Linked DNA regions of Homo sapiens: regions 1 and 2 are each linked to region 3. Evidence: chromatin loops called from intact Hi-C (ENCODE). Cell type or tissue: prostate gland. All regions are shown on one strand. Each heading gives the region's core, and the rest is flanking DNA. Links, peaks and the distances in the headings are about the cores only.

Region 1 (10,544 bases), core at 1,488-6,487, 260 kb after region 3:
AATAACCCTTAAATTAACATCTTTTTACATCAAATTTAGACCCTTGGACATCTTGGTTACATTTCAAATGCCGTAGAAAAACACCCTAAGTCAGCTTCAACAGTTTTCTCTACTCAAAGCATTAAAAAAAAAAAATCAAATTCACATAACAAAGAGATGGCCAAATATTAACAAATAGAAAATGAGCAAATAAAATTTTTTTTTTTTTGAGAGAGAGAGTCTTTCTCTGCCACCCAGGCTACAGTGTAGTGGCACGATCTTGGCTCACTGCAACCTTCACCTCCAGGGTTCAAGCAACTCTTCTGCATCAGCCTCCCGAGCAACTGGGGTTGCAGGCACCGACCACCACATCCAGCTAATTTTTGTATTTTTAGCAGAGACAGGGTTTCACCATATTGGCCAGGTTTGTCTTGAAGTCCTGACCTCAAGTGATCCACCTGCCTTGGCCTCCCAAAGTACTGGGTTTACAGGCATGAGCCACCACGCCTGGCCCAGAGAAATTCTTTATATGAAAAATTTAATTGGCTGGGCACGGGAGCTCATGCCTGTAATCCCAGCACTTTGGGAGGCAGAAGTGGGCAGACTGCTTGAGGTCAGGAGTTCAAGACCAGCCTGGCCAACATAGCAAAACACTGTCTCTACTAAAAATACAAAAAAAATAAAAATTAAAATTGAAAAATAGCTGGACGTGGTAGCATGCATTTGTAATTCCAGCTACTCAGGGGGCTGAGGCAGGAGAATCGCTTGAACCTGGGAGGCAGAGGTTGCAGTGAGCCAAGATCACGTCACTGCACTCCAGCCTGAGCAACAGAGTGAGACTCTGTCTTAAAAAAAATTTTTTTTTATTTTCTGAATCTGGTCTAGAAAACTCAATATCCAAATAGGTTCCGTTAATTCTTACTGGAAATAAACAAGCAGCCAGCACTATGGTAAGCAGTCTATATGTACACAGTCACTATAAAATCCTGAAGCTTGCAGATTATTCAGATAGCCCTCTAGCAAAAGCAAACATTCAGAACCTTTTATACTTTCCTTAAGTGGCTCGTAAAGCATCATGGGTTAATGCAAAGAGTCTAGAAACAGAAGTCTAAGACCTGAGTTCTAGTCGCAGCTTCAGCACTAACCAACCAGCTATGAGACTTGAGTTTGACATTCATGTTCTCTGAGTCTCAGAATCAAATTCAAGTTTTTGAAAACAACTCCTATAATGTGATGTTTACCACTGTCGTAATTTTTATAAAACCCTGACAAGTTCAACTAGCTTCTGCTTGTATACTTTCAGGGAAAAAAAAGACTCAGAAGGCAACTCACTGAATTTGGACAGCTCTATACCTCTAAGTATTTCAAATGCTTGTGAAATAATGCTTTAATTGAAGAGTCCTAGATTTAAAGGTAATTCCCACCCAATAATTTTATAGCCAACTTAGTTCCAAAACACAACTGATGTAGTAGAGAAAAATCAGTCTCATAAAACCCTCAAGCGAACAGCATCATTTTTTCTGAAATTAAACACTAAAGTTTATTCAACCTCTTATTGTGGAAAACTGGAAATGAGTGTCCAGTTTTGTTCCAAAATTATTATCAAGATAATATCTCTGATGATCCAGACTAGCAATTCCATAAATAGAAAATGTCTTAAGTTTTGAAAAGAAGCCTTTTCTAAATTTAAATATGGCCTTACACTAAAAAATTAAATCTGTGAACTCATCACTTCTACCAAATACCATTTAGAATTTTAAGTCTACAAACGTCAAAGGAATTTGAATATCTAAAAAACTGTTTACCTTTCGTTGTCCTCTAAAACCAGGATCCATGGCTTAAAGAGCTGAATGATTACTGAATGTAGGGATTTCAGCACTAAAAAGTTTTAGAGACAAAACAAAGGTCATCATTTGTCATTTGTCAATATCACTGCTCACATTATATAGAAAAATCTACCTCTTATTATCTGTAGCTTCATAAACCTATGTTAATGTATAAACAACATGCTTAGTGTAACTATGTATGTTTACGTTTTCATTGGCTACACTGGAATTTCTCTGAATTGAAGAATTTGTATTACAATACAATATCATGGATAATTTTATAACACACTTTTAAAAAAGATAAATGTATAAGATTTAGAACCCCATCTTAGTAAGACAAATGACAGAAAGGGTTGGAAACTGAAACCTCTCTGTACCCCAACCTGCAAAGGAGGGGCAGAGACAAGCTATAGCAAGCACCCTACATTCACTATGTAATGAATATATCCATTCATATATTGTGACATATATGACACATATATGGGCTCATGCCTGTTCTATATATTTCTACTTTCTCTCCTTGACACTCAATATAAATCTCTTAATGTGCCTATTTAAATCTCTCTTAATGGAAAGTCCAAACACCTAGCTCCACATCGCATGAGAAGTATATTACCTGTTTTCCTGCTGGCAGTTGGGTCTTGGGCCAAACAGGTCATTTCTAAGTCAATCAGCCTTTTCACAAGGTAGCCCAAGAATGTCTTCACATCAGCCATATAAGGACTCCATTTTGAGAATAAACCAAAGCTTTTAAAGTCCATCTTGGATAACCGAAGCTTATAAAAAAAGTCTGAAAGCCACTGTATAGTCTCCATTACCTGGAAGAGACAACTAGTCAAAAAATGCTTACTAAATATGTATTTTAGTAAAGTGTTATGATACACTGTGATGGGGGTGTATATAGTAGGTCTTTGACTTTATAAGAGAGTGGCAAAAATATAAAGCATATGAGAAATAAATCAATGGTTTTTTGTTTTTGTTTTTGTTTTGAGGTAGAGTCTTGCTCTGTCGCCTAGGCTGGAGTGCAGTGGCACGATCTTGGCTCATCGCAACCTCCGCTTCCTGGGTTCAAGCGATTCTCCTACCTCAGCCTCCTGAGTAGCTGGGACTACAGGCGTGCACCACCATGCCCAGCTCATTTTTGTATTCTTTAGTAGAGACAGGGTTTCACCATGTTGCCCAGGCTGGTCTCGAATCCCTGACCTCAAGTGATCCGCCCACCTTGGCCTCCCAAAGTGCTGGGGTTACAGGCATGAGCCACCGCGCCAGGCCATCAGTGGGTTTCAAACCTTTTCTAAATCAGTGGAACCATTATTTCAAATAAATTCTCATGCAAATGCATATCAAACAGAAAGGATAAAACCCAGAGCTCCATGGGACACTGCATCATAGAAACCCGACCAGAGGTCTCAGGGTGGAGTCCGATGGGCTAGGGTGGGCAGGAAAGATCTACAGGGGAGTGCCTGCCCTTGTCTTGGATACATGGGCAAGAATTAGACTCAGGGGAATGGGGTGAGCCATCTGGAAAAAGGGGACACGAGGGAACCAAAGCACTTAACACAAAGAAAAACACATGGCTCTTAAAGATAATGCACAAGTTTTCCAACTGCTTAAAAAATGAATAGCAAGGGAAATAAAAAGAAATGCACAAACACGTCAGAGACCAAAGGCTACACACCTGCTTGTCTGACAAGAGAGCATCAGAAGAGCTGGGAAGCACGGCGCCCTCGGTGGACGCTGCCCCCTGCTGGCAGCTGGGGGCGCAGCAGCCCAGGGCTCTCAGAGTGGCCTTCCAACACTCGGGGCTCAGAAGCTGCTCCGCGGAGCCTGCCAGCAGGGACAGGAAGAGCAAGTCAGTGGCTTTCCCGAAAGGAATATTTTAACTTGTAACAAAGAATATGAGCACCTTATAAAGGAATAAAAATAAAGCCAAAATCCAAAACAAACTCACAGGGATATCTGGGGTGAGGAGGCCCAAGTAAAGAGAACCTAAGAGAAGAACTGGCCACCTGCACATTTGGTTTTCCTGGTTCCTGGTAACCCTGCTGGGAGTGAGCGCTGCTGAAGCTGGTGGAGCTACACTCAGAGGGGTGGGAGACCTGACCCTCCGACCCTGACTGGGGAATGGTGGCAGTGCCTCTCCTGGCTGGGGGACCACAGCTATCTATGAGTGTGACAGAAACAACAGTCACAGGACAACGGAAACCACATGATGAAGGCAACTCAGGGCCTGGGCTCTCCAGAAGGAGTCTCCTACCGGCCCCCCAATTCCCCGAAACCAAGACCCAGAGGCAGCATGGAAACGCTGGACAAGTCCAGCAGCCCATATTCTGAACTAGTCCCAACTCTGCTACTTAATAACTTCCCATCCCACAGGACAGGAATAATATCTCCTAAAGTACTTTCCACCCAGAGCGAACATGAGAATCAACTAAAATAACAGGTTCATGGAGCAGGTCTGAGGAGAACGATGGTGAGGCCAGTTACAATATGTCCAGTGTGAGGTACCTGGGGACAGTGCCAGTCTGTGTCCAATGGCCACTGGGGTCTGGATCTTAGGACAGCGCCCCAAAATTAAGCTATCACTGGAAATCACACATGCCTAGAAGGTGGCAGTGACATCAGGGAAAACAACGGGCTCACCCAGAGGGAATGAATGCAGTAGAAGAGCAAAGGATGCTCCCAAGGGAACATCAACATGGTAGCCAAGGAGGAGAAAGAAACCAGGAGGCTGAAGCTCATGACATCTGAGAGGTATCATATTGTTATTCTTAAGTCTGAATTACTTTTCTTGGTAAGAACAAATTTCTAGCTAAATTCCAGTCAATAGTGGTCTAATATAAATGGTTTACAATCTCTTTAAAAGATTTCAGGGAAAAATCCACAACACACACTATTTGAAACTTTAAAAGCTTAGAGAAAAAATTAGCTATGCACATATTCATTGGCATTTGTACAAATGTATTTCCCTTCCACCATTCTCCACCCACCCTGCAACCTGCCTCTGTGGGAAACAATTAAAGCTTGAAGTGCTTTCAAAATGAGAGGCTGCACATTTCAAGGTCCTTTGGGCAACCCGATACACTGGATCATTAACTTATCCATTAAACTATTTCTATGATGTAACACAAAAATTTGGTATAAAGCAAAATTTCATTTGCTATTATATCTATAAACCGTATGAAGTTTGCATTAAAAAGTAAATACTATCTCATTTATCAAATTTTAATAAAATTACTGCCTAGCGAAACTCCAAAAATAAAAAAGCCTACCCTATTTATTTCTCCTCTAAACTCTAAAATTGCTATAGAAAATTGTAAGAAGGGGGAACAGAAGTGGCAGGAATGTGGAGATTGTAATGCTGCTCTTTCCCTTGGTAAATATAAATAAAGTCTATCATTACATATGGATAAAATTAATTTGCAAAAAACAAGAGTAAAAGACTTAGAAAGGAAAAACTCCCAAAATGTTTGGAACTACAGAGAAACAAACTGTCATATTAAACATATCATAAGGCACAACCTCCTTGCTTTGCCAGATCTGTCGTCTGCAGAGTAAGCCAGTCCTTTCCCACCCCACTTCAAGACAGCTGAAAAGTCAAGACAAAGAAGTACCTGCATGACTGTGGACTCCACCAAACTGGAGGTGCTGCCTTGCCCAATTAGAGCCCATTCTCAAATTTAGAACAATAACTGGCCATATTTACAGTAACAACTTTTTGGGCCTTGTTCATCAAGCCCTTTAGATGACAATTAGTGATTCTAAACTCCTATACTGGTATTACTTTCATATCTTTGAATAACATCTGTAAGATGAAAAATGTGATATTAAATATTCACTAAGATCTAGTTAGTTACAATTAAATGAAGACACTTACTTTGCATAAGCAGCCTGAGAATGTCACTGTACTGGTCAGGAAACTGGTAGAGAAGAAGATAAGTCCAGTGCTTACAGAAAAGATTAAATGGCATCAAAATATCCTCATCTGGTTCAAGGCCCCAGGCAGTAAGTGCCAAGTGAATGGACTCCAGAAGCCTGGTACGATCAGACAGAGGAGGTTTAGTGGCGCTTAACCATTGTTTAAGATCGAACTAAAAAGAAAAAGAAACAAAAAGCCGTTTTATTTGCACTAGAAAAATAGTTTAAGAGGAGAGAGGTCTGTGTAAATTTAGTTTAAAAGCCAAAAATTACCCAGCATTTTATAAAAATTGAAATTAAAATGTATAAACAAGTACATAAAAGATTCAACCTGAGGAAGCTAATTGTAAAATAAATAAATAAATAATAAAAAGAGAAGTACATAAAAGAATATAAGAAGTTCACTAATTGGGTCGGGTGCGGTGGCTCACACCTGTAATCCCGGCACTTTGGGAGGCCAAGGCAGGCTGATCACCTGAGGTCGGGAGTTCAAGACCAGCCTGACCAACATGGAGAAATCCGGTCTCTACTAAAAATACAAAATTAGCCAGGCATGGTGGCATATGCCTGTAATCCCGGCTACTCAGGAGGCTGAGACAGGAGAATAGCTTGAACCCAGGAGGCGGAGGTTGCAGTGAGCCGAGATCACGCCATTGCACTCCAGCCTGGGCAACAAGAGCGAAACTGCGTCTCACAACAAAAAAAAAAAAAAAAAAAGTAGTTCACTAATTGGTGCCATTATGCATCTATTTCTGTGTTACTATCTAGAATCTCAGAGGCAGAGTTTTCTAAGCTCTGTGTGCTTTTCTTGCAATTTAAAAATTTTACTGATGATTCATTATTGGCTTATAATTTTATACTGTTCCTCAGAGTCTCATACATTTCTGTCTTATAATAAGTTTCCTCTCCAAGAACTGGATCAGAACTTCGTAGCTCTCCTTCACTGGCGACAGTGCCACAAATAAGCAGCCACTTTATGGAACTGTCTCAATTTAACAGCCATGTTTCTGGTCTGCATCAGTTACCTGTCTCAGTTAATAAAATTCAGACTGTTGATATTCCCTTCCAAAATCCCAAACTATAAAACATGTTCTCCTCCATTATAGGCTGAGATCAATCTGTAGGCCCTAAAATTGTCAAGGTTGTCTTTTTTTTTTTTTTTTTCACAACAGGTCTCACTCCATCACCCAGGTTGGAGTGCAGTGGTGCAATCACAGCTCACTGCAGCCTCAACCTCCAGGGCTTAAGCAATTCTCCCACCTCAGCCTCTGAAGTAGCTGGGAGTACCACTAGCCTGGTGTTTTTTTTTTTTTTTTTTTTTTTTTTTGTACAGACAGGGTTTCTGTGTTGGCCAGACTGGTCTCAAATTCCTACGCTCAAGCAATCTTCATGCCTTGGCCTCCAAAAGTGCTGGGATTACACATAGGAGCCACTGCACCCGACCAAAACTGCCAAGGTTTTGATTCATAGATGTAACAGAAATACAAGTGAAGGCAAAGTAGCTAAGACTCTGAAATTCTCAACTGCTTAAGTAAACTCATTACCTTGGTCTAACAGAGTTAATATTCTAATGTTATATACTAAGATATTAATATAAAATATAATATTAATATAAAATAAAATATTAAAGTTAATATTCAGAATGAGATCAAAGGCAATTTGCTTAGATCCAGCTTATTCTAAATATGAGAGAGACTAACAAAACCTTTGTCAAACACAATTTAGGCATAAATTCAGGATAAATTTTAAAAAAGGATGTACTAAACTACTATTATGAATATTTTCAAAACTGTATTAAGTTTTTAAAAAGGGGTGGGAATTAGGTCCTTTTTACACTAAGTGGAATAAGACTACCCTATACAACAGGGATCCCCAAGCCCCACCTCCTGTCAGATCACCCATGGCATTAGAGTCTCATAGAAGTGCGAACCCTATTGTGACCTGTGCATGTGAAGGATATAGGTTGCATGCTCCATCTAATGCCTGATGATCTGAGGTGGAACAGTTTCATCCCAAAACCATCCCCTCTACTCCAGTCCATGGAAAAACTGTATTCCATAAAACCGGTCCCTGGTGCCAAAAAGGTTGGAGACCACTGCTATACAAGACAACCAATGCCCCACCCCCTAAGAAGCAGCTGTGGGGTCAGACTGCTTGAAGCTCATGCAAACTGTGAAAAAGGCCTCTCAGCCTCTGCTGTACCTGGAAACAAAACTGCAGAGGTCCTTTTATTTCTGTAGAGGAGGAAGCAACAATCATTCCTACGTTTCAACAATATGGTGAGGATGGAATTACATCTTACCTTGGTTAGCAGCATGAAAATCATATCACTGTTGTCCTCACTTAGAAACTTCACCACTTGCTCATACAGCTGTATGAACTCTGCAGGTGCAGCATTGGGAGTGAAGAAAGGAGACAGCAGGGAGCAGAGCCTGCTGTTCTTCAGAATGGTTTCAAGTACTTTTCTGCACTCTGATTTAATGCCACTGATAAATACCTTGGAAAAATAAAAAGGAAAAATGTCACCAGATTCTTCCCTCACAACCTTTATTTAAGCAAGCAAATTTTTAAGGGGCACCAAATAAGGTGAATAGAATTTTTTTCTAAACAAAAGTCTGAAACAATCAAAAGACAGCTAAAATCAACATAGATAAGCCTATTGCTTCCAATGGAAGTAATATTAGAAATTCTGAAGAATCCATAAATCTGATTTGGACAAGTCACACAGAAAATGCTGAGTTAGTCCGGGTGCAGTTGCTCACGCTTGTAATCCCAACACTTTGGGAGGCCGAGGCAGGCGGATCACCTGAGGTCAGGAGCTCAAGACCAGCCTGGCCAACGTGGTGAAACCCCGTCTCTACTAAAAATACAAAAATTAGCTGGGCGTGGTGGTGGGCACCTGTAATCCCAGCTACTTAGGAGGCTGAGACAGGAGAATTGCTTGAACCCGGGAGGCAGTGGTTGCAGTAAGCTGACATCACACCATTGCACTCCAGCCTGGGCGACAGAGCAAGATGCCGTCTCAATAAAGAAAAAAAAAATGATAAGTTAACTATACTACAAGACTTTTAAGACATTAAAATATTGGGGTACTTTGAATCCACAAACATGCAATGTCCCCACCATGATTACTACAGTACCCAACATGGTGCTGCATTACGTCAGAAAACAAAACTTCCAGGTTATAGATTTTACTGAGAGTTATATTTAATACCTGTCAAAAACTAACTTCCATAATAATATATAATCAAGATGACGTCATCTTGTTTTAACTTGGTTCTAATATTTAAAAGTACAGAATATAAGCAAAAATTGAAACAATTTCACCGGCAGGAAGGCTTTCATATGGTTGACCACAGGCGGAAATAATAAAAGAACAAGACTGATAGGCTTGAATATATTAAAATTTTAACTTCTATAAGGCAAAAATATCATAAAATTAAAGGAAAAAAATGACAAACTGGAAAAATGTTTTTTTAACACATTCCAGATGCCAGGTTAATAGTGTGAGGAGCTCTTTCAAAGCAATCGGAAAACAAGAATCTCCAACAGAAAGTGTACAAAGGACCACAATCACCAATTCACAAAAGTATATATAAATGGCCAATAAACATATGAAAAGGCATATAACTTAACAAGTACTTAAAGAAGTACAAATTAAAATAATAATGAAATACCACTCCCTTATCAGATTAGCAAAACTTAAAAGAATGAGAGTTCCTAATGTTGGTTATGGTATGAAGAATAACAAACTCAAACACTGCAATGATAGCATAAGTAGGTGCAAAATTCCCAGGGAAGGCAGAGTGACTATGTCAAGCATGATGTAAAACATCAAATATACAATGTGTATCAAATTCCTTTGACACAGCAATCATACCTCTAAGAAATTATCCTAAAGAAAATAGTCCAACAAGTTCACAAAGACATACAAGAATATTTACCTCAGCCTGATTGCAGCAAAACAATCTACCTAAATATCCATCCATCAAACACTAGCTCAACACACTGTAATAAATCTGTATCATGGAGCACTATACAGACATGCAATGTCATGATATAGGTCTGTATTTATTAACATGAAATAATGTCTAAAAGATGTGTTTAAATGAAAAAGGAGGTTACAAAATAGCATGAGCCCATTTTAAGTGCCTATCCATATCTATATATCTCTATATATGTAGAAATATGTTTACATATACATATACACAAATAGACACACATATACAAGACAAACTATAATGAAATGTTAGCTATGTAGTCAGTATTTCTAGGTAGTTAGGATTATAAGAAAGTTTTCTTCTTCATACTTTCTATGCTGTCTGCATTGCTTATAATAAGCATACATTAATTTTTTTTTTGAGACAGAGTTTTGCTCTTGTTGCCCAGGCTGGAGTGCAATAGCATGATTTCCGCTCACCGCAACCTCTGCCTCCCAGTTTCAAGTAATTCTCCTGCCTCAGTCTCCCAAGTAGCTGGGATTATAGGCACGCACCACCACACCCAGCTAATTTTGTATTTATAGTAGAGGCAGGGTTTCTTCATGTTGGTCAGGCTGGTCTTGAACTCCCAACCTCAGATGATCTGCCCACCTCAGCCTCCCAAAGTGCTGGGATTACAAGTGTGAGCCACCCCACCGGACCAGCACACATTAATTTTATGATCAGGATAAAAAACTTCCTACAAAAAAATCAATGATGATACCTGTTCAGCATTACTTCCTTGTAAGCATCCAATAAGTAAGTACTCATTCAGTTGAATTTGGGTGAGAGTACATGGTTAACTAGTGTTTACATATTTCAAACAAGAGGTTTTCCTTTC
Region 2 (10,544 bases), core at 2,807-7,806, 59 kb before region 3:
CTTCCCTTATTTTGCCTGTTCTGCCTGGCAAGTGCTTTCTCATTGTCCTTGCAAGGAGCCTAGCCATAGTTTCTTGCCCATTTAATTAATCCTTCCTAGAGACCATTCACACCCTAAAGCAGGTTAGGCACTTAGGAGAGACCCTTCCTAGACTGGCATCAGTATAGACCCATGAGGGTGTCCTCCCTTTAACTCCTGATGAATTCACCCCATACCTGAGGATTGGGGCATTTCCATAAGTGACACACCCAGGATGTCCACTCAAAGACACTCAGAAACCACTTCAGGTATAAATACCTGGCATTATTGAGGGCCTGCCAAGCTGTCTGCCAGGTAGCCTCTCAGATCATTCCAATTCCTGGTCCTTCATCTACCTTTCTTCTCCACCTCCTATAGTCCCTCCTTTCCAGCTACTCTCTCAAGTCACTTTCTCCTAACACCCTTGGCTCTTGATTTGGTACCTTTCTCTCTCCTTTGTCCTTCCAAATCCCATCTGTCCTCTAAAGCTCAGTTCAAATGCTGTCTCCTTATTGTAGACCCCTAAGGACACCCACTTGAAGCCAGTTCAGTCTTTCTGGAAAGCATCACTTATGTCACTAGTACGACCCTGCCTTATACAGTATTAATCTGTGAGTCTGGCTCATCACACTCACCCCAGCTAAATAGTAAGCACTGGAGCAGTAGACACTGTACAGAGAAGATGGAAATGAGAGAGGAATGGCACTGGTAAGGAGGGCCATGTGGGAGCTCATACTGGACTGTGAGTTTGTGTCCCAGGAGTGGAAGGGAAGTGGTCAGAAACTGAGTGTAGAGCAGAGAAGAAACCACAAAAGCAGCATCACCACAGGTGTTGTGTTTTCTGTAGGAAATAATCATGAGTTTTAGTCTCACTGGGGTGGATTAGAAACTATGGAAGTGTGAGCCAAAGTCAGGTTGGGTCACCTGTTAGTGCTTGCACCTTGGAGAGCATGAGTTTGAATTCGCCACAAGTGTCCATTTGACCATAGATACCAAGGGACAAAGGATTATTTGGTCACCAGGGTTCTATCTTTCCAAGAGATAGAGATAGAATCCTTTGAGTTTCTTTTTTTTTGAGACGGAGTCTCACTCTGTCGCCAGGCTGGAGTGCAGTGACACGATCTCGGCTCACTGCAATCTCCGCCTCCTGGGTTCAATCGATTCCTCTGCCTCAGCCTCCAGAGTAGCTGGGACTACAGGTGTGCACCACCACACCTGGCTAATTTTTTGTATTTTAGTAGAGACGGGGTTTCACCATGTTGGCCAGGTTGGTCTCAATCTCCTGGCCTCGTGGTCCGCCCGCCTCGGCCTCCTAAAGTGCTGTGATTACAAGCATGAGCCACTGCACCTGGCCCCTTTGAGTTTCTTATGTGTCCAGCATTGTGCTAGGTGGATTAGAGGGGGTTATAGGCTAAACTCAATCAGTTCTCTCAGGGGGCTCATAGTATAAAAGAAAAGATGAGATACGTAAGCAGCCACAATGTTAGTCAGAGAATGCTAAAAAGTCAAACAAAGGAAAGAGGCACTGAGCATTTGGGGAGGTTAGAAATGGAAGAGTGGTGAAGATCAAGAATTGTCATTGAAGTTGAACCCCTTAATCCTGTGGGAAGAAGGTGAGATTTGAGTTGGGCTCTGATGAGATGGTAGAGTTGGCTAGGAAAAAAGGAACAAGATGGCACGTTAAAATGGGTTAGTGTGTTCTGCTCACTCAGCAGAAAGGAGGCTTGTACAAGACAGCCAAAGTAGGAGAGATCACCAGAAATACCATCTGGCCACTTTGTGGGAGGTTCCAGTGTCCAAATAGGATGTTCAGACTTTGTCTCCCAGAAAAAATGGGAAATTAGGTGTCTCAGGTGGACAAAGCCCTGTGGTATAAAATCCATATGGTCCTCCCACTCTCCTCCAAAATATTTACAACTTGGATTTGTACCAAAGCCTTCTCTAATCACCTTCATTGTTGTCACCTTATTTTCTAAACATGTGGTTATGGTGCTCTGGTGCCATTGGCTAAACTCAGTAGAGACTAGATTACTAACATCCAAGAGACTGCTTTGTTTTCCCTGTCCTCCTTGGGGTGCACCCTACTGTGGCCTCCAGCTGTAGTGCCAGAACCCACAGGATCCACCATTAGCTGAAAGTACCAGGTTTCAGCCCAAAGGCTGTTCCCTAGGGAAGAGAATGTTTGACCCAAGGTGTCTGGCCTTCAGGAGATAAGGGATCACCACATCAAGGTCATGGAGCAGAGGCTTCCTGGGTGTGGCCCAAGTCCCTATTAAATGTCCTCTGCCTACACGTTGCCCTGGACCTCTGGACCCACCTATGAACATATGCCCCCTCCCAGGGAGCTCACTGCTTCATCGTCATCTGCCTATTCATTCTGACTGGCCTGCATTTGTCTGGCATCTACTGCATTAGCCAGGGCAATAGCATATATTTGGATAGCACCCAGTGGTTGTTAAACACTTGTACCTATTTTATTCATTAAAACCTTAGCAGACCAGCCAAGGTGTATTATCTCTTTTCTAAAAATAAGGAACCTGAGTCTTAGAGAGGCTAAATAGCTTTGTCTAAGGCCAAAAGGTCAGTAACTGACCATTGCTCCACCACAGATGAAGACCCCATCTCTACCCCCAGAATCTCCTCTCCATCCTGGACTTTCCCACTGCCACCTCCTTTTTATCCATATACCTCAGGGATTTAGCCCCTTTTTGGCCCTCCTTCTCAGCCATGGTCTCCAACCCTCTCAACAGAGCCTTCTACTCCTCTAGGATAGGCTGAGGAATAGGAAGTTGATTCCAGATATCTCCCCTACCTGCCCAGCTGCCTCTGAGACAAACAATCCCCTTGCATTCTAAGGGAACTTATATGAAGCCCCTATGGAGGAATGAAAAGTGATAACAAAAATAAGAAACACAGGAAGCCATAAAGTTTAAAGCAATGCAAGAAACCCTGGCTAGAGTTAGCCTTGATCTTCTCTGAAATGAAAATAAAATTCAGCCCCTTCCCCAACAGCTCATTGTTGGAGCCCCCATACCCTCACCTCTTTCATGTCCTGGGGTTGACTTCCTGCTTGTCCCCACCTCTCTCCAGGAAGGGTCCCTTTTACCCCAACTCTAGAAATTCTAGCCTCAGAAGAGGCCAATGTGCTATCCTCATTGGGCTCCTAGAGGAAGACCAAATTAAACACTGCTATTCTCTTCTCTTCTGCTTAACACGGAAAAAGTCAACTTAGGTCATTCCCTGACAGAGAGATACAAAGATAAGGCATTGTCCCTGTCACCAAGATATAAGCAACAGCACAGGATACTGTGTGGTGAAAGACAAAATAAGCAGTAGAGATAAGATTTCTGAGGACTGGAGGGAGGATATGAGGAGTGAGGGATGAGCCACGGGAGGCCACTGTCACCAGCCACAGTGGCCTGGACCAGGCAGAAGAGTCTTATGGTTGAGTATGTGCCATAACAGCTGTAGGGAGGACATTCTGGGTAGGAGGGTGAATGAAGGCAACGTGCCTGTCGGGGAGCCAGCTGAAAATCCATCCTGTGGGCAGAAGAAGGCCTTGGGACTTTGCTCAGTGGTCATGCTTCCCTCTTCCTGTTCCCTATAGTCCCACTTAGTCTGGGGAAGCTCTCTGCAAGAGAGTGACAGCAAAACAAGCAGTTTGTCTGCTGCTAGGGCTGCGGAACCCAGGCCAGGTGTTCCAGAGGCCACGTTCCTGGCCTGGCTGCAGCTCACTGCAAATGAGGCTGGGAAAGGGTGTCCAGTCTTATGCCAGGAGGAGGGGCAGCCCGTTGGGTGGCTATCATGCCTGACTCTACTTCACAAACACCTATGTACTCACCAAGCAGAAATAGTGAATGTTAACCTTCTCTTATTTGCTTCATATTTTTTAATAAAAATGAAAAATATTCAGAAGGAATTAAAAACTCTTAGGTCCCACTCCCACTCCCCTCCCTCCCTCTCCAGCAACAACCCTATTATGAATTGTACATATTTCTTTTTCATCCGTGTGTTCTCAAATGGATATATTCATATGGATCTCTAAAACACTATATAGTATTTGTCGATATGGCACTGAATTTACATAATTGTATCTTAACATTATTCTGCAACTTGTCTTTTTCACTCAACATTTCTATTTGGGGATCTATATAGATTGATGATTTGACTCCATTTTCTTTATTTAACTGCTCTATGGCAAGTCATCATATTCCCTAATTTCTTTATCCATGCCTTCATGGATGGACATTTAGCTCAGGTATATATTTTTTTTAAGCAAACAATGCTGCATTGAAATTCCTGTGCCTATTTCCTGAGGCACCCAGTTCTCTCTCCTGTTGTAGAGAAAATGTTGAGACTCCCCGTTCCAGTTCAAATGCAATTAGTACACCTCCATCGGGTGCACAACACCAAACTAAATACACTGAATCATTCTAAGAGATGCATTCAGAAGAGTTCCTCCCTTTAAGGAGCTTACAGTCTAGCAGAACAGATAAGCATGTTGTGAATCTACAAGTTAAAAGCTCTAGGACAGTGCCCAGTCTATACGTAATTAAAAGATAATGTCAGTTGACCTGATAGAGAAGAGCTGAAGGTAGACCAAGTAAGAGTGAAATCTACATGGATATGGGTCTTATCAGGAAAGCTTTCCTAAAGGAACTTGATCTTGATAGGGGTCTTGAAGAAAATACAAGCTTTAGGTGCTCAGTAGTAAGTGTTCAATGAATAGGAGAGAGGGCATTCCTGGCAGGGGGACAGCAGGAGCAAGTGTCCTGGGGCAGGACTAAGCATGGAATGTTAGATGTCTTGTCTGGCTGGAGTGTCTGGCTGGATTGAACTTGGAGCCATTCTTCTGTTTTCAAAGTTGATCTTAGCCCCACAACAAGTCCATGTGGCTTGTTGGCCCGGGCAGCCGGCCTGGGTGGTATTTTTCCATTACTCTGAGCAGAGAAGAAGTTCAGTCACTTGTTGATAGCAATATGATCATTCAAGGAGAAAACAATTAGGGATGCTGAGCTCTGGCCCCCGGAGAGGAGGGAGGGAAGGAAAAAATTCTCCCTGGGGGGAAGGGGCTGGGTGGGAAACAACCAAGAGGGTAATTGGTAAATATTATTGTTTCATTCCATGTTTGCCTGCTCTGCTCTGGTCCCTCTGCAAGCGGTGCATTTAAATCACACTGTCTGACTTTGGCAGGTTTAATTGAGTCGCCACTGAAAAAGAAATTATCCCTGTGCTATTAATTTTTATAGTTCCTCGGGGCTTTTAAAAAGTGTTTGGATTTTCTAGGTCTTTGAAAATGAAAACATTAAATTTTATTAAAAGGAAACGCAGGGGGGCTGGCAGGGCCCAGCCAGGCCCTGACAAGACGGTTGGTGGGAAGGTTTGGGCCCTCTGAGGCAGTGTGACAAAAGTTTTGCCCCTTGTAGAATGAGAGGCAGGTGGTCTCTAAAGATGTGTGAGGTCTGCCAGACCTGCATCCCCCACTGGCTCAGGATGGGTGCCTTGTCAGTGCCACCCCAGACCCCGCCCTCATGGCCAAAGTCTGTGCTGGCAGCCACAGGCCAAAGAGTGCTGTGACCGGGAGCTCTCTGTAGGAACTGGGGGGAACATAAGGGCAGACCAGTGTTGTGGGGCCAGAAGCTTTCACAATTTAGAAGGCCCTCTTGAAGAAAAAGAAAAGAATTCAAAATCCCAAATGCAAAATTACATTCGAAAGTATAATTTTATTGAGAAAGAATGAAGTCACAACAAATTACACATTTTAAAAAGCTGACAAATTCTACAGGCACCACAAAATCTAAAATAACTGTCTGACACATCCGTAATACTTTTCTTCCTACATTTTTTTTGGCTACCAACTCTCTGATCATCTCTTTAAATGACTATAATTTTTCAATATCATTTTTATAGAGAGAATACAAAGATAATTCAGTCTATCTTTTACCAAACTGCAAACTCTTTGATCATCTCTTTAAATGACTATAATTTTTCAATATGACTTTATAGAGGGAATACAAAGATAATTCCGTCTATCTTCTAACAAGCTGATCAAATTTTGTACTTTATTATTCACGGTTTGGAAAGGTTTCTTTCAGTCTCACAATTTGTCACTGGTAATGCCACGTGAATTTTCAGGATTGTTATCAACTTTGGGAAAACCTCTGTCAAGTATCTTTCACATATGAGCTATGAGATTTCAGGGCATTTTTTCTTTCACAGCAACAAATCTAAAATGCTCTTTGAATTTATGAAACTTACTAACCAGATTGTCATCGATGCCCTCATTGTAGTGGCGTATAATGAGTTTTATGTTATCTCCATCAATGTCAGTATTTCCTGTCAAATCAGCAAGACATTTAAACATGGGGATTCTGATAAATTCTAAGTCAGTAATTCCCATCAAAAAAGAAACAAGATGAATGGTGCATATATAATTTTATTACTTTGCATGATCGAGTGTATTCTTGACAAGAGAGAACTTTTATTTTGATGAGGCAGTGATGAGAATGCTCTTGTGATTTTACATACCTAATGATTGGAGGAATTTCCCGCCAAGTAGCTTCTGGCTCTGGGCATTTAAAAACTTGTTTCTCTTTCACCATCTATATGCTTCCAGTGCTGGGCTCTGCAGGACACAGATACTCAGGTCTCTGTACAACTGCATCCCTTTCATGGCACAAGACAGAGGATGTCTGCACAGTGGGTAACAGGAGTGTTCCTGGCAGCTTTTTCCACATGGTGACAGCTACTGATGAGTGAGTTACACAGAGAGGTGACTAAAACTACACAAACACCTCGCACTGAACCTAAACCAAACACAGCCCCAGCTCAACTGCCCCTTAGCTAGTTTTCAAAGTGGCAGCATCAATGCCCCCCAAAATGAGGAAGGGGATGCCAGGGGGAAATATGCCAGGGAGAAACAATGGTTTTAAGAGATTATAGTTGAAATATCTCACTTTTGCCAGCTACATAAAAACACGTGACTGTGTACGTGCATTGTGCCAATGAAGGGCTCTGGAGTTTAAGCATCATTATCATGACAGGAAATTCACTTGTGCACGCTATGGAGGTTCTCGGGGAGAGATCTTTGCACCTAAGTCTGTCAAGGAATTAACTGCATTTGGAGAGACAAACACAGCACAGCAGTATAACAATTCAAACATGACAAGGTAACTAAAGTGAGACTTTGTATGGGGAGGCTTTGAAGTTGAGACAAGCAAGTGATGAGGGTAGGATGGGAAGGCCCAGGAAGTCAGGAGGTGGAACTTGAACTGGATACAATTCAGATAGCTGTGGAAGAGCACATGTGGGTGATGTGTGTGTGTTCGTGCATGCGTTTATAGACATGAGTGCCTGCAACTATGGTGTATTGTGAGCGTGCATGCATGTGCTTCTTTTTTTTTTTTTTGAGACAGAGTCTTGCTCTGTCGCCCAGGCTGAAGGGCAGTGGCATGATCTTGGCTCACTGCAAGCTCCGCCTCCCGGGTTCACACCATTCCCTTCCTTCAGCCTCCCGAGTAGCTGAGAGTACAGGCGCCCGCCACCAAGCCCTGCTAATTTTTTCTATTTTTAGTAGAGATGGGGTTTCACTGCGTTAGCCAGGATGGTCTTGATCTCCCGACCTCATGATCCGCCCGCCTCGTGGGATCCCAAAATGCTGGGATTACAGGCATGAGCCACCACACCCAGCCGCATGCATGTGCTTCTACGTGAGCATGCATGTGCATATGTTGTGTGCACTTGTGCACGTGTAAGCATGTGTAGGGAGGGAAGGAAGGGATTGTCATGAAGTCTGCAGGAGAAATGGGCTGGCGTCGTGGATATCAGTCTGACACATGAGGACGATGAGGCTCAGGAAAGCGAGGCAACTTGCTCAAGACTGCACATCTGGTCGGTGGCAGAACTCAAGCTGTCCCCAGGCATCCCGACAGCATTTGCAGGATGTTCCCAGCACACGCATCGGCTCCTACCCACATACAGCCAGGGCTGAATCAGTGTGCGTGCCCTGACCCGCTTCTCCACAGGCAGAGTGCCCTTCTAGGCACAGGAAGGAATGTCAGTTCCATCCTGTGATGGCTGTCCTCCTCCCTCTGCCTCAGGGGTCACTTCACTCCAATAAATCATCCCAGGCAGCCCTGACCCAGGAGAGAAGAAAGTTGCCTTGCCCTTTTACGCTGACACCTCAGCTCCAGCTCTATCCCCAGATAAAGTCACAAGGCACTAGAGTGTCAGGTGGGGACATGTGTGTTTTGTTTCAATGGCAGAGTAGTGGGCAGTTTGTGCACAGCTTCCTTAAGGAAACAAAGCATTTCTGTTGTGGAAGTAAAAACTTTGGTTGGTTTATGAGTTGTGACAGGTAAGGAAATAAAAATGTGGAATAACCCAAATGTCAATTCAGATAGAAAATTAAGAAATAGTCAGATTTCCCTCCCTGGGCTAGGCGTTCAGCACTCCCAACTCTATAATGTCAGTGCTCTGATCGTGCCCATTTTACAGACAAGGAAACTGAGGCTTGGAGAAGTTTAGGAGTTTGCCCAAGTCACACAGCTAGAAATCATGGGGCCAGGATTTAGATTCAGATAGTCTGATTTCAGGGCCTGTGTTCTCATTAGGATATACTGCCTTCAATGGAAGAAAGTAGGGAGAATTCTCCCATAAGCACAAAACTTTATTCAGATTTCCTAAAACACAGGACCATTTAAAAACTCTCTTAATAAAAAGCTGATGGCAGGCCTCTCCCTGTCGTCACCCTCGACATGCATGTACATGCGCTCACGCTCGCACACACACACACACACACACACACACACACAGTGTCCACATCACTGCTCACCCCAGCCTTCCCAACTCAGCCCAAATTCCTTCCTTGTGAGTGTCCCTCCACTGATAATTAAGGCTTCAGCCAGCCAGTTGCTGATTTCTGATTCCCATTTAATCTCCACAAGGACTTTCAATACTTACAGCTCTTGCTTCTCAATATTTCAGTGTATTAAAGGAAAACTCTTGGGGGCAGGAAGATGACATCTCCACGAACAGGTAACTGCAGGGCGGTACAGACAGAGAATACTTCCAGCTTTGCTCAGAAGGACAGATTTATCAGAAGTACTGGTGAGGGCTAGAAGTCAAGGTGAGAAGCTTTCAGAATGGGGGTGTGCACGTGTGCTTGTATGTGTTTAATGTATTTTCAAGTAACAACTAAAAGTTTCTGCCTTATGTGGTCAATGGGAATCTGGTGATTTATTTGAGCTGAGGACTTCAGGACATATAGACACAAACCACTATCACTGTGCCTCATTCTATAGCTGAGGACATGTGCACATAGTGTGTGTGTGTGTGTGTGTGTGTGTGTGTGTGTGTGTGTGTGTAACTCACAAGGAGAAAAAGGACCAGGGAGCAAGGCTGACACAGATTGAGGGGTACCCATTTGGAATTTTCTTTGTAACTCTGTTTACCATTGAAGAGACCCACTTGCTCCTGTAGGGAAGGCCAACGCCCACCCCCACCATCCCAGACTAAAGTCATAAATCTCAAGCCTGTGGGAAAAGGGCCCACCCTTCCTAAGCTGAGATAGACAGAGACGCTGGCCCAGACAGACAGAGTGTGGAAACTTCCACTGGCCTGCATTTGACCTCCCTACCTCCAAGTTTTGCATCTTAAAGGGACCCCGACTGATAGAGAGCAAGCTGGCTGGACAGCCCAGATCTGTCTGCTGATTTCAGGCTGTTATCCTTGAGCAAAGGGAAGCTTCTCTGTTTTATTCAATACCTAGGATATCTTAAAAACTGGGAAAGAGTCAGAGTGTCCTTTAAATTCAGAAGAGTGAGGTTATTTTAATCTATTTCTGAAAAAGCTAACCTGTGTCCAGGGGTTAGCCCGGTGAGTGTGACCATCCTGGGGAGTGTGAGGAAGGCAGAACTCCTGGTCTTTAGCTGTCCTGCGTCAAGCAAGCCGCCCACCTCTCTCGGCCTCTACCTTTCCACCTCTCTCGGCCTCTACCTTTCCTGATCACTTCATTGGACAGTTACTGGGTTCAAAGTCAAAATGGTCAGTATTCAAGAGGAGGGCCTATAAAATGATGTTAAAACCTTTTTAACAGGCAAGTGCAAGTGATTCATGAATAAGAGACCCACCCCAGGATCTTTCAGGAGAAGATGGTGAAGATGTGCAGAAGGGCAGCCACATCCCTCACAACCTGTTCTACAGTTCCTGGGTCAGGGGAGGTGTCACAGGCTTGACCCGGGCGGTTCTTTCCAGTGCTCTTATGCTCAGTTCACTGCAATCAAACCAACATGGGTGTTCAGCTGTCCTGATCCCCTCATTCAAACATTCATGAAAGTGCCCAGCTCCCAATCCTGAGAGGCGGTGGGGGCACCAGACCCCTCAAAATGGCAGCATCGAGGTCCCAGTCATCATGAGCAGCCTCCCTCCTGTGTCTTCCTGAGGGATCCTTCACTCCCACTGCCATCCCCAGCAGGCTTGTGCCTTGCCCCCGCCTCACCTCACCCACCTAATGAGCTTCATGGCCT
Region 3 (10,544 bases), core at 2,791-7,790:
TGTGCTTCTCAGTGCCCTGGGCATTGACTACTCTGGCTCAGAGTTTCATGCCCAGTTTCAGGAGCGAAGCACTCAGACATGGAGCACCTCAGAAGGTTTTTGAGCAGTGGCACGACCAAGTCATGTTTTAAGATAATTTACCCATCACCAGTGGCAAGGTGGAGAAAAACTGGGGAGACTGAAGTGAGGGAAATCAGCTAGAAGGTGACCTGCGTTGGGGAGGGCCTGGCTTAAAGGGAGATAATGGGCTGATCCAGACTGAGGGCTCTGAAGGAGAACTCGATGGCTGAATAATTGCAACTGATGGAATGCAAGAGGCAATAAATAAATTGCCATTTATTCATGGGATGAGAGGGCTCAATATGTGGAACATTGAAGGGTCACCCCACTTTAGAAGTGTCACATAAGGACCGGGTGCAGTGGCTCACACCTGTAATCCTAGCACTTTGAAAGACCAAGGTGGGCGGATTGCCTGAGCTCAGGAGTCTGAGACCAGTCTGGGCAACATGATGAAACCCCGTCTCTACTAAAATACAAAAAATTGGCTGGGCATGGTGGTGTGCGCCGGTAGTCCCAGCTACTAAGGAGGCTGAGGCAGGAGAATTGCTTGAACCCGGGAGGTGGAGGTTGCAGGGAGCCGAGATTGCGCCACTGCACTCTAGCCTGGGCAACAGTGGAGACTCCATCTAAAACAAAGAAAAAAGTGTCACATAAGAAGGGTGTGACGATCTCCTATGAGATTCTTCCAAACACAAGCTAAGGAGGAGCATCAAAAGAGGTCAAGTGGTCTGCTCTCTCCCCCACCTCATCTCACAGCCACTGCAGGCTCCTCAGAGCTTTTCTGCTGGAGGCCAGAATTCCCCTGCCAGGCTCTGGTTAGATTCTCAGCTGCAGAACCCCAGCCCTGGCCCTGCAGCAGAAACCAGAAAGATAAAGCCCCTGGCCCACTGGCCACCAGCCATCTCTAACCCCAGCCAGTCCTCAGAGGACCCAGAGGAGGTGGTGCTGCCTCTGACTCCTGCCCCACCCAGCCTGACCCGCTGGCCCCAGTGAGTCAGTCTCCTCTCAGCCCAGATCAGACTTACTAACTTGGAGCTGCCAAGAAAACTCTGAGCCACCCCTAATAAAAGCCGGCACTCAGCCAGGCTCTTATACAACCCAGCCCTGAGTAAGGCACCTCTCAGCCCAGCTACTGGACTGTTTACCTGCCTTGTCTTCTTAGTGCCCAGGTGTCTCCTGGATTCCTCCCCTCCCTGATCTCCCTGATGTGTGATCCACCAGTCCAGGGGCCTCATCTGTCCCCATTCTGGCAGCCTGACCAAACATCCACCTAGCCCCACACACCTGATTTTTCACCTTCAGAGTCTACCAACTCAGGGATGAGTGAAGCCAGTGCTCCCAGGGACCCAGCCTGACTCACTCAGCAAGGTCCTTTCAGAATGATGCTGTCACTGAGATCCTGGTGGCAAGATGGCAGAGAGTCTGGGGTTGTGTTTGGTGAGCCAGAGTGAAGGACAATCAAGCAGACTGCCCTAGAAAAATGAAGGCTTAGGATCAACCTCTGAAGTGCTCTTAGGTGGGAAAAGGAGTCCCTGTATCCTGTGCAGGTATAATGGACAGAACTGGAAACAGCAAAGAGAAAAAGTCCCAGGGACTTGATGTCAGCTCCACAGATACAAGGGTTTCTAGTAAGCAGGGCTGTTCTCAACAAGACCAACCTGCCTCATGGGAAAGGGACCCCAGCCAGGAGAAGCTAGGTATCCAGAGGTGTTAAAGAATGGATTCCTTCATCATTTCAGAGAGGACATCCCTCTTGGTTCTAAGGTTGTAGAAATTTATGGAAACTCTCCTTGCATCAATTGCAAGGTCTTAGGCAAAATATATCAATCCAACTAATATTCTGGAGAACCTGCTAATCACTTTTACTTCTCCAGAGCTGCTGTGGTCTCAATAACTGAGTTGGTTAGAAGATGAAGTAAGGCCAGGCACAATGGCTCACGTCTGTAATCCCAGCACTTTGGGAGGCCCAGGCCAGTGGATTACCTGAGGTTAGGAGTTCAGGACCAGCCTGGCCAACATGGTGAAACCCCGTATCTACAAAAAATACAAAAATTAGCCAGGCGTGGTGGCAGGCGCCTGTAATCCCAGCTACTCGGGAGGCTGAGACAGGAGAATTGCTTGAACCTGGGAGGAGGAGGTTGTAGTGAGCCGAGATTGCACCATTGCACTCCAAGCTGGGTGACAAGAGCGAAACTCTGTCTCAAAAAAAAAAAAAAAAAAAAAAAAAAAAAGAAGTAGTAAATGGGGCCATTTGAGATTCATCCCCAGATGACCAGGGGACTGGTATACTTAAGCCCAAGAGACTAGGGATAGGGAGAGAGCTTTGACTCTGCACTAATTCACACCAACAACTCAAGAAATCCCTTTGAACATGGGCCCCTTACATCCCAGGGCAGCAGGAGCATACGAAATAGGCACAGCCCCTCTTCACTGGGCATGGGCGTGTTTCTGCAATTCTACTGGAGATGGATGATCTTTAGGAGAAAATAATCAGGAAAAGAATTTCAAAATTAGTACAATAGAGCAGGAGCCACAGTTTTTCTAACCATTGGAAGAATTTGGGTCCAAACCTAGACACTAAGGACTCCTGACAGTCTGGTTCTCACACCCTAGTTTTGTCTTTGATTGCCTGCTGACATCTCTCCCATGCTGTAGCAGAGTCCATGCTGGGACTTGCTTGCCCAAACCATGTATTTTCTCAGGCATTTCTCTGGAGTGTGCTCCTCTTTCTCACCTGCTTAGCCAAGTCCTGACATGGAAGCTGAGCCCAGTCTCCCCAGGGCTGGGAGGGCAGGGCAGCCGCTCTGTGCTCTCTGCACCGCCCTCTTGCCCTCTGCCCTTGTGCCTCCTGCTCAGGACACAGTGCCTGCTCACTGCTTCTCCTGGGCACTCGAATGTGAGCCCTTTGCAGGCAAGGACTGGGCCTTCCAGCAATGATCCCTCCAGGGTAGCCCACAGGCGAACGGTAGATATTCAACAAGGAGGGTTCTTACAAAGAGGATGGAGGAGCTGGTCTGTTTTGGGAGCCCCTTGCCAGACATTTGAGGCCTGGTTTTTGGAGAGACGTGGGACTGATCCAAACAGCCTCTCTGTCCATATTTCTGAAGGAGAAGAGGAGGTGTGGGCAGCCAAGGAGAGTCTGAGTGCGCCAAGCAGATCATTATGTGTTCTTGGAAGCAGGTTTAATGGACTGGCGCTGAGCTGAGCTGGGAACGGGCTGAGGCCCTCAGCCCGGACGTGGCTCGGGCAGGGATTTCACATCCAGTTCTAACAAGTGGCGACGCCTTATGGAAACTTTTGAAAGCTGTTCCGTTTCACACCAGCCAGCTTGTACTTCATCTGGCTGCTCCCACCCTCTCTCCCTTCAATTTGGGAGCACGAGAAGAGGGAAAAGTAAGATCACTAAGCGCCTACTATGTGCCAGGAACCAAGTCAGCAATTTCACTGTCCTGAGAAGCCTACGTTGCCCTTCGGAGACATGGAGGCCCACGCGGCCCCGAGTGGCAGAGCAGGGAGGCAGGAGCAGCCCCACCTCACAGCCTGTGCTCCTTCCGGATGCGGAGACTTGCTCTCCACAGGGCCATTGGTGCTGCATGTCTCGCCCCCTACCCCAAAGCCAAAATTCCCCGTTGTAACAGAGTAAACATTCCCGTGGCAAAGGAACGCTGTATTCCCTAGAGGAGGTGCAAGGCCCTGTTCCTGCAGAGGATACATAGGATTGAGAAACACAACAGCGGGCTGAGGCCCTGGACCCAGGCGCTCAAGGGCCAGCCACTCGGCTGTGCATGGCCCAGCCAGGCAGTCAGAGTAATGGAGAGCGCAGTGGGGAACTGGGTCTAACCTTGACTCTGCAGCAAACTGCTCATTTTCTGGGTCCTGCAAATGTCACAATGAGGTGAGCTTGCTCTGGAAAATGCTGAGAGCAACATACACATGAGAAACAATTCCTATTTTGCTTTTCAAGGACATGATTTATCTGTAAATGGAAATATTGTCTGCATACAGAAGGGACTCAAAGGTGGAGTACCTTTTTGGAGAGTACCCTAGAAAGAACTTCCCTTGTGCAATAATAATAATAAAGGGATTTTTAGGTGTAAGGCTTTCTGTTGGGTGGTATAAATGCAGAAATTAACAAGGTAATGGCCCCTGTTCTTACAGGGATTATAAAGTAGACACATTTTTTTTTCATCAAAAGAAATATAAAAATCTTTAAATTCTTACGGTTAGGAAATAATTTCTGAGTATACCCATTCTCAACTCCTACCTGTATACTTCAGCCCCACCACTTAAAAGAACACTATATTTCCTTGATTATATGATGTATATTATTTTCATATTTTAACATTTCTAAAATCAGGATGCATCTTGAAATTATGAATGGAAGCATTTTCTTCTTTCTTTATGATACATAAAATAGTGATCAATCTTACAGCTGATAACATCTTAGATTCCATGAAATATGTTTAGGAAAAACCTTTATCATTACCACTTTTCAGCTAGACTTTTAATAGATTTCATAGCCACTGAATTTAACACAAGGCCTTTCCGGAACATATCTAGTTCATCCAGTTGTATAGTGTCATGCAGATTGTGTGTCTAGATATCTGATTGCCCCTGCTTACTTTTCATATGGTTGGCTTGGAGGGAAATTTTTACCAAGGGCCAGGGATGCTGTATCACCTCTTGGCCACCAGAGGGAGAGAGCGCATTGGAGAGGAACAGGTTCTGGGGCTTGTCGGATTTCACTGTCTCCTAAACCTTTCCAGCATGCCCCCTCTATGGCAGTGTGCCCACCCCTTACTGAAACCCTACCTACAGGGTCAGAATACAAGGAAAGGCCTCCATTCCGGAGTTATGGCAGCATCAGGGTTAGTTAGATCTGAATGACATTTGCAGACCTACACAAAAATTCACAGTGGTCTAATGAGCTCCTCCTGGGAATGAGAACGGTGCTAGACATGACAGGGGGTTCTGCCTGCAGAAAATGCATGGCTGGTGGGTGGCCCCACGCTGTTCTGAAACCACTGGAGATCCCTGAGATCCACAGAGATTTGTAAAGTTATGCAGAGAAGTGTTCCCTATCTATCAGTCACCTGTAACCTTGCTCACAGTCGCTTCCTCCCCCCCACCTCTTCCTTCCATATTTATTTATTGAACCCTTACTACATGCCACACACTGTGCTAGGAGCTGGGGTCAAAGCAATAGACAGAACAGAGGAGGCCACCGTCCTCATGAAACCTAAGTTCTGGTGGGAAGATAGAAACCATACAAATAAATATACAAATCTGCTATAAGGAAAAATACCTGGTCCCATGAGAGTATGTGACAGGAGAACATGGTGGGTGGATCTGCGAGGGTTTATTTAGCAAGTGATCATTGAGACAAAGCCTGGCAGAAGTGTAGGGGTTGACCAGGAAGAGTGAGGGAAAGGTCTTCATGCCAATGAACCAGCACTTGCAGAGGCCCTGAGGTGGAAAGTGTTCAACACCTTACAAGTACTAAAAGGAGGCCAGCATGGGGCCTGGAGTCATGGAGCCAGAAAGCAAGGGACTCACTAAAGCACAGTGGCAGCTCAGAGCCTTGCACACCCTGTCAAAGAGGTAGTTTTCCATCTGAAAGCATTGATGGGCTTTAAGCAGGGATCCAACATGAGATTAATATGGCAACTCTTCCCTGCGGGGCATGGCTTTGAGGAGAAACCTGGGAAAAAGTAGGGATATCCAAATGAAAGTCATTGAAGATGTGGTAAGAGGTGATGGTGGCTAACTGGTGACCATGAACGTGAAGGCATATTTTTTAGAGACAGAATTGTTAAATTTAGAGAGTAAGAAGAAGGGAGCATTAAGTGTGACTCCTGAGTTTTCTGAAGGAATGGCTTGGAAGGGGAAGATGACTTTTCCTAGGTGGTCACCTGTGAGGGAGGATAGGATTTGGGAAGGCAACATGATGAGTTGTTTTGGCAAATTAAGGCACTTGGAACGTCTATATGTGAGTGTAAAGTAGACAACTAAATCTGTTAATCCACTGCTCAAAACTGGGCTGGAAATGTGAGTTTTGAGGGTCATCGGCAGGGAGATGGAATACGAAGCCATGCTGAGGGCTGACGTCACCTGGGTAGGAGCACCAGGGCTGAGAAGAGGGCCCGGAACAGGGGTCTGCAAAATGCTCCTGTTACACGAAGAAGAGCCGCCAAAAGAGAGTGTGAAGGAGCAACCAGAGAGGGGAGCAGATATAACGGCCAAAGAGTGTGTCAAAGAGGGTGATCAACTCTCAGAACACCACTGAGCAGCCTGGTGGGATGGGGACTGAAAGTGGACTTGCCATGGAGGCCTTAGAGACCACAGCAAAGGCAGCCATAGCAGAAAGCAGACTGAGCTGGACTAAAGAGAGAAAAGGGAAGCACCTAGTGTTCACCTGAGGACAGCAATCCAACTTACAGTGAAAGCAATCTACTCGGTTATTACCCTTGTTCTCTAGCCATGTTCAGTTGTTTGGTGAAAGCATGGAAAAGTTAGGCATTTGGGTTTATCCCGGCTGGAATTTCACCATACAAGCATGAGGGAGGGAGACAGGTGCAAGAGAGTTGGAGGAAGTAACATAAGGGGCCATGAAGTTAAGTTGGTCAAGGAGGGAAGGGAAGACAGGTGGTTGTGGGAGCTGAAGGGCTGTCAGAGGGGTCACCTGAGCAGGTGAGCCAAATGTGCAAGAGGAAGTGGCCAGAGGAGAGATCTGACTTTTGAGATTTCCAGTGTGTGTGATATTAAGCCCATGCTGGGACTGTGGAAATCAGTTGCTGAAAAGGGGAGATGAAAAGGTTCACTGGAGATGAGAAGGACAAGGATCTGAGAAGCCAGAGAACAGGATGATGAGTTATCTGCCTGGACATCGAAGCTGCTTAAAGTTACTGGAGGGGGATGAAGATGATTAGTAGGAGCACTTCAAGTCTTCTCTGAATGACAGAGTGACCAGAGAGTCAGTAACGCAGCAGTGGGCAGTTGGAGAGGATGGTATGGCCATTTGAGATAAGCCTCAAAGAAGAAGGGTTTCTGCCCAAGCAAGGTGAGTGGTGCTCAGAAGAAATTGTGGAGAGTAAGAATTCCTCTCATTAGGAGGAGGAGAGGTAATAGCCTAGCGAAATGGAACTAATGCAAAATTAGATAGGGGACTTTATCCCCTTTTGAAGGGAATCCTGCAATCCTTGAGCGGTGTCTGGAATGATGAGTATACGGAATGGTAGTACCCATGTTAGGGATCTGTGATCCCTGTCCTAAGAGAGACGGTCCTACACTGAAGGGATGCAGCATGGAGCACGGAGCAATGGGGAAAGCTCTAGGTCATACTGAGAGGAGACCGCATGCAGGTCCAAAACCACCTCTCAAATAAATAAATAAAAAGATATAACTGAGCTGGAGGAGGCTAGAGAAGAAATGCACAAATGGCTGTATGGGAAGGAGAGAGTACAGCACTACCAAGGGGAAGCCAGACAAAACCAGGAAACTGAGGACCTCAGGCAAAGGATGTTCCAAAAGCAAGTCATGGCATAAGCCCTGACCCTGGTGGTACGGGGACAGGAGCCCCATGTGGAAGGGAAGCTCCTTCAGCTGGGATGCACACAGCTCATGGAAGAATAGACCAGTGCTTCCTACTGTTCCTAGGGAAGGGAAAGAGGGAAGGAGCTGGAAATGGTAGAGGGAAGAGAAGGAAGACTGGAGATCAGTTGTAAGCAATGTAGCCTCCATAGAAATTCAGGAAGAGTTTCTCTTAGACACCCCCCACCTCCAATCAGTACTGGATCTGTGTGTACGTATCAAGGGGAACATACGTGTACCACTAACTACCACAATAGGACGGCACAGCAGGCAATATGAAAGGCAGAGAAAAAACACTCAGTGATCAAGAGAAAAAGAGAGACTTCCATTCTGACTCAGTGGTCAGGGATATCTTCATCGGCCAAATGGACATTCTTCTGGACGCGGAAGAATGGGAGGATTTTGAAAGGTAATGAGGTAGAGAAATGTCCTCAACTCTACAGCACAAGCTGTAGATCCCACGTGTGTCACTGTCCAACCCCCAGGACAGACCTGAGGTCTGAGTCCAGCCTCAGCCAAGTCCCTCTGGGCCCCGTCCTGACTCACTAGCTCTTTCCCTTTCCTTCCGTCTAGTCCATCGATAGAAGAGTGGCTGTGACCCGAAGGAATGTCTGACCCCCACAGCAGTCCTCTCCTGCCAGAGCCACTTTCCAGCAGATACAAACTCTACGAGGCAGAGTTTACCAGCCCGAGCTGGCCCTCGACATCCCCGGATACTCACCCAGCTCTGCCCCTCCTGGAAATGCCTGAAGAAAAGGTGAGAAGTGTCCCTCCTAGGATGTTTCCTGGGAGGGAGGGGATGGGAAAAGTGGGGGCAAAAGATGCCGCTTTCCCACCTTCCCAGTGAACTTAGCACACTGAGGAAGTGCCACTGTCAGTACATGGTGACACCCATGGTGGGTCCTACCTGGCCTTAGATAATGTGGCTCTTCATGAGACATGATTTTAAGGACAAGTACAGAATACAGACACTCACTCACCAGTCTTTCAATCAGTCTCTAAAATCTTTCCCCTTAAACCTGCTCCCTTGAACTACCCTACTGTCTCCAAAGGGAAGGCCTTTGTTGAAATGCAGGCCATTAGCATCCTCGGTGGTAGCACAGAGGTAGACTGGCTGGCCACTGCTGCAGTAGAGAGGGACTCAAGACTGCTGGGATGGCCTTCCAGAGCTGTCCTGACTTGCGATGAGGAGGTCCCATATCTTTACTCATCACTACTTTGAAATTACAGAAGGTATTGGATCTGCTGTGCATACATGTGTATCTTAATTTTTAGTAAGATTATAACTGCATTTCAGTATAATTGGCTTGGTTTGCCGTCCTATTTATCTGATCTTTGCATTTACAAACATTATTCTGAAAAGAAGCTCATGGGCTTCATTAAACTGCCAAAAGAGATCCATGGCACAAAGGTGAAGAAATCCTGCTGTGAAGAAGGTGCATGGTCCTGGGAAGAACAGGCTTGTACGGGGCACTCTATGCAGCCGCAGACAATGGGCATGTGTTCCACCCTTTGTCTCATGATCCTTTATTTTTATCAAAAAACCTGCCACCCTCCTCTATCCCCAAATGTCCCTGCTCTCAGAAAGCTGTATCATTTGATGTCTGGTTGGTTTCTCCTAAAAGGATCTCCGGTCTTCCAATGAAGACAGTCACATTGTGAAGATCGAAAAGCTCAATGAAAGGAGTAAAAGGAAAGACGACGGGGTGGCCCATCGGGACTCAGCAGGCCAAAGGTGCATCTGCCTCTCCAAAGCAGTGGGCTACCTCACGGGCGACATGAAGGAGTACAGGATCTGGCTGAAAGGTAGGAAAATACCCTGGGGAGAGGCAGCCAGACCAGGCCAGGCCAGAGAGACAACCCTCTCTCCGGTTTGGTCCAAAGCTTCTCCCTCACTCATTCACCCTCACCCTGGGTGGATCTGCCCAGGACTGGACCTCACCCAGGGCTGGAGTCCACAGCTGGGGGAACTTCAGCCCTAAGCTGACTCCAAGGGGATATGATATACCCTACTGGCCTGGAATTCTCATGGTTTCAGAATTAAATGCATTGATCTTAGTTCTTTGCAAATTGCTCGTTCCTATGTGAAATAGATATAGGACAACCATATTAGCAACATATAAGCCATTTCCCAAGCTAGCTGAATGATCATTCCTTCACTCGATTCACTTGTTGCACAGCCATTTATTATGTGCCTGCTATGTGCCAAGAAAATATTGGTATCATCCTTCCCAAAGCTTCAGGATTCTTTCCTTTTAACTTCTCGAACTAAACACTGAAAGGAATGCCACACCCTTCACTCCCACTAGCCCCGACACCTGCACCAGTTGTCATGGAAACCAAACCAGCAAATGAGGCAGAATGTACGCCCCTCTCCTATACCTGGCCTCCTCCAGGCCCTGACTCAGTACTGATTTTCACAGCTGGGCTACAACAATTTCTTCCCTAGTGTCTTTTCTTCAGGCTACTTTCTTTGCTGCTCAGATACCAGCCCTTAACTGAGTCATCCAGCACTACAGAAAAAAGAATTTCCTGCCCCCACCCCCCCACCTTCCCCACCCTTTCTTTTGGACCAATAAATTTCCCTTGGAATGCTCCCGGGGCTTCTTTTCCAACCAAGCCAGTGGCTGGAACAGCGTTAAATTGTTCTCAGCATGGTGCCTCTGTCTATATGGCAAAAACTACCACCCACTGCAGAATGATTGCTGGGCTACTGAGAGATTTGGGCTGGGCACCAGCCTCCCCTCTACCCCCACCCCTCCACCCCGACCCCTGGCCTGGCTGAATGGGAAGGGTCCTGGCTTGCACATTCCTGTTTGCCTTGGTTGCCATGCCAACCAGCAGTTCAGCAGAGCAGCCCAAGCTGGACCTGCTGATGGCTCGCTCTCTGTCTC

The links. Peaks named below come from ENCODE experiments on the same cell type or tissue, not always from the same donor. Only the 100,000 strongest peaks of a DNase experiment are listed, where the experiment ranks them.
Region 1: a loop joins it to region 3, with 3 times the contacts of the local background. A loop is called at or near these places in 12 of 110 quality-filtered maps.
Region 2: a loop joins it to region 3, with 6 times the contacts of the local background. A loop is called at or near these places in 3 of 110 quality-filtered maps.

The regions. Positions count from the first base shown.
Region 1 is chr18:45,876,592-45,887,135 of GRCh38, forward strand. EPG5 (ectopic P-granules 5 autophagy tethering factor) reads right to left here. Exons shown (of 44, transcript NM_020964.3): 30 at 8,026-8,220; 31 at 5,683-5,896; 32 at 3,484-3,632; 33 at 2,422-2,623; 34 at 1,785-1,857. Among named protein-coding and RNA genes, the nearest start is that of SIGLEC15, 56 kb to the left of the region's middle. In prostate gland, for the core only: a CTCF peak has its summit at 3,560 (motif pointing left); a DNase peak (open chromatin) is centred at 3,590; H3K27ac peaks cover 392 bases.
Region 2 is chr18:45,557,717-45,568,260 of GRCh38, forward strand. It overlaps a transcript of SLC14A2 not described here. Among named protein-coding and RNA genes, the nearest start is that of SLC14A2, 52 kb to the right of the region's middle. In prostate gland, for the core only: no CTCF peak of the experiment used is centred there; no DNase peak of the experiment used is centred there; H3K27ac peaks cover 739 bases.
Region 3 is chr18:45,616,408-45,626,951 of GRCh38, forward strand. SLC14A2 (solute carrier family 14 member 2) reads left to right here. Exons shown (of 20, transcript NM_007163.4): 2 at 8,224-8,407; 3 at 9,276-9,456. The coding sequence starts at 8,258. All of the region lies in intron 8 of LOC105372093 (a long non-coding RNA gene), which reads right to left. Among named protein-coding and RNA genes, the nearest start is that of SLC14A2, 6.2 kb to the left of the region's middle. In prostate gland, for the core only: a CTCF peak has its summit at 4,739 (motif pointing right); DNase peaks (open chromatin) are centred at 3,264 and 4,779; H3K27ac peaks cover 1,227 bases.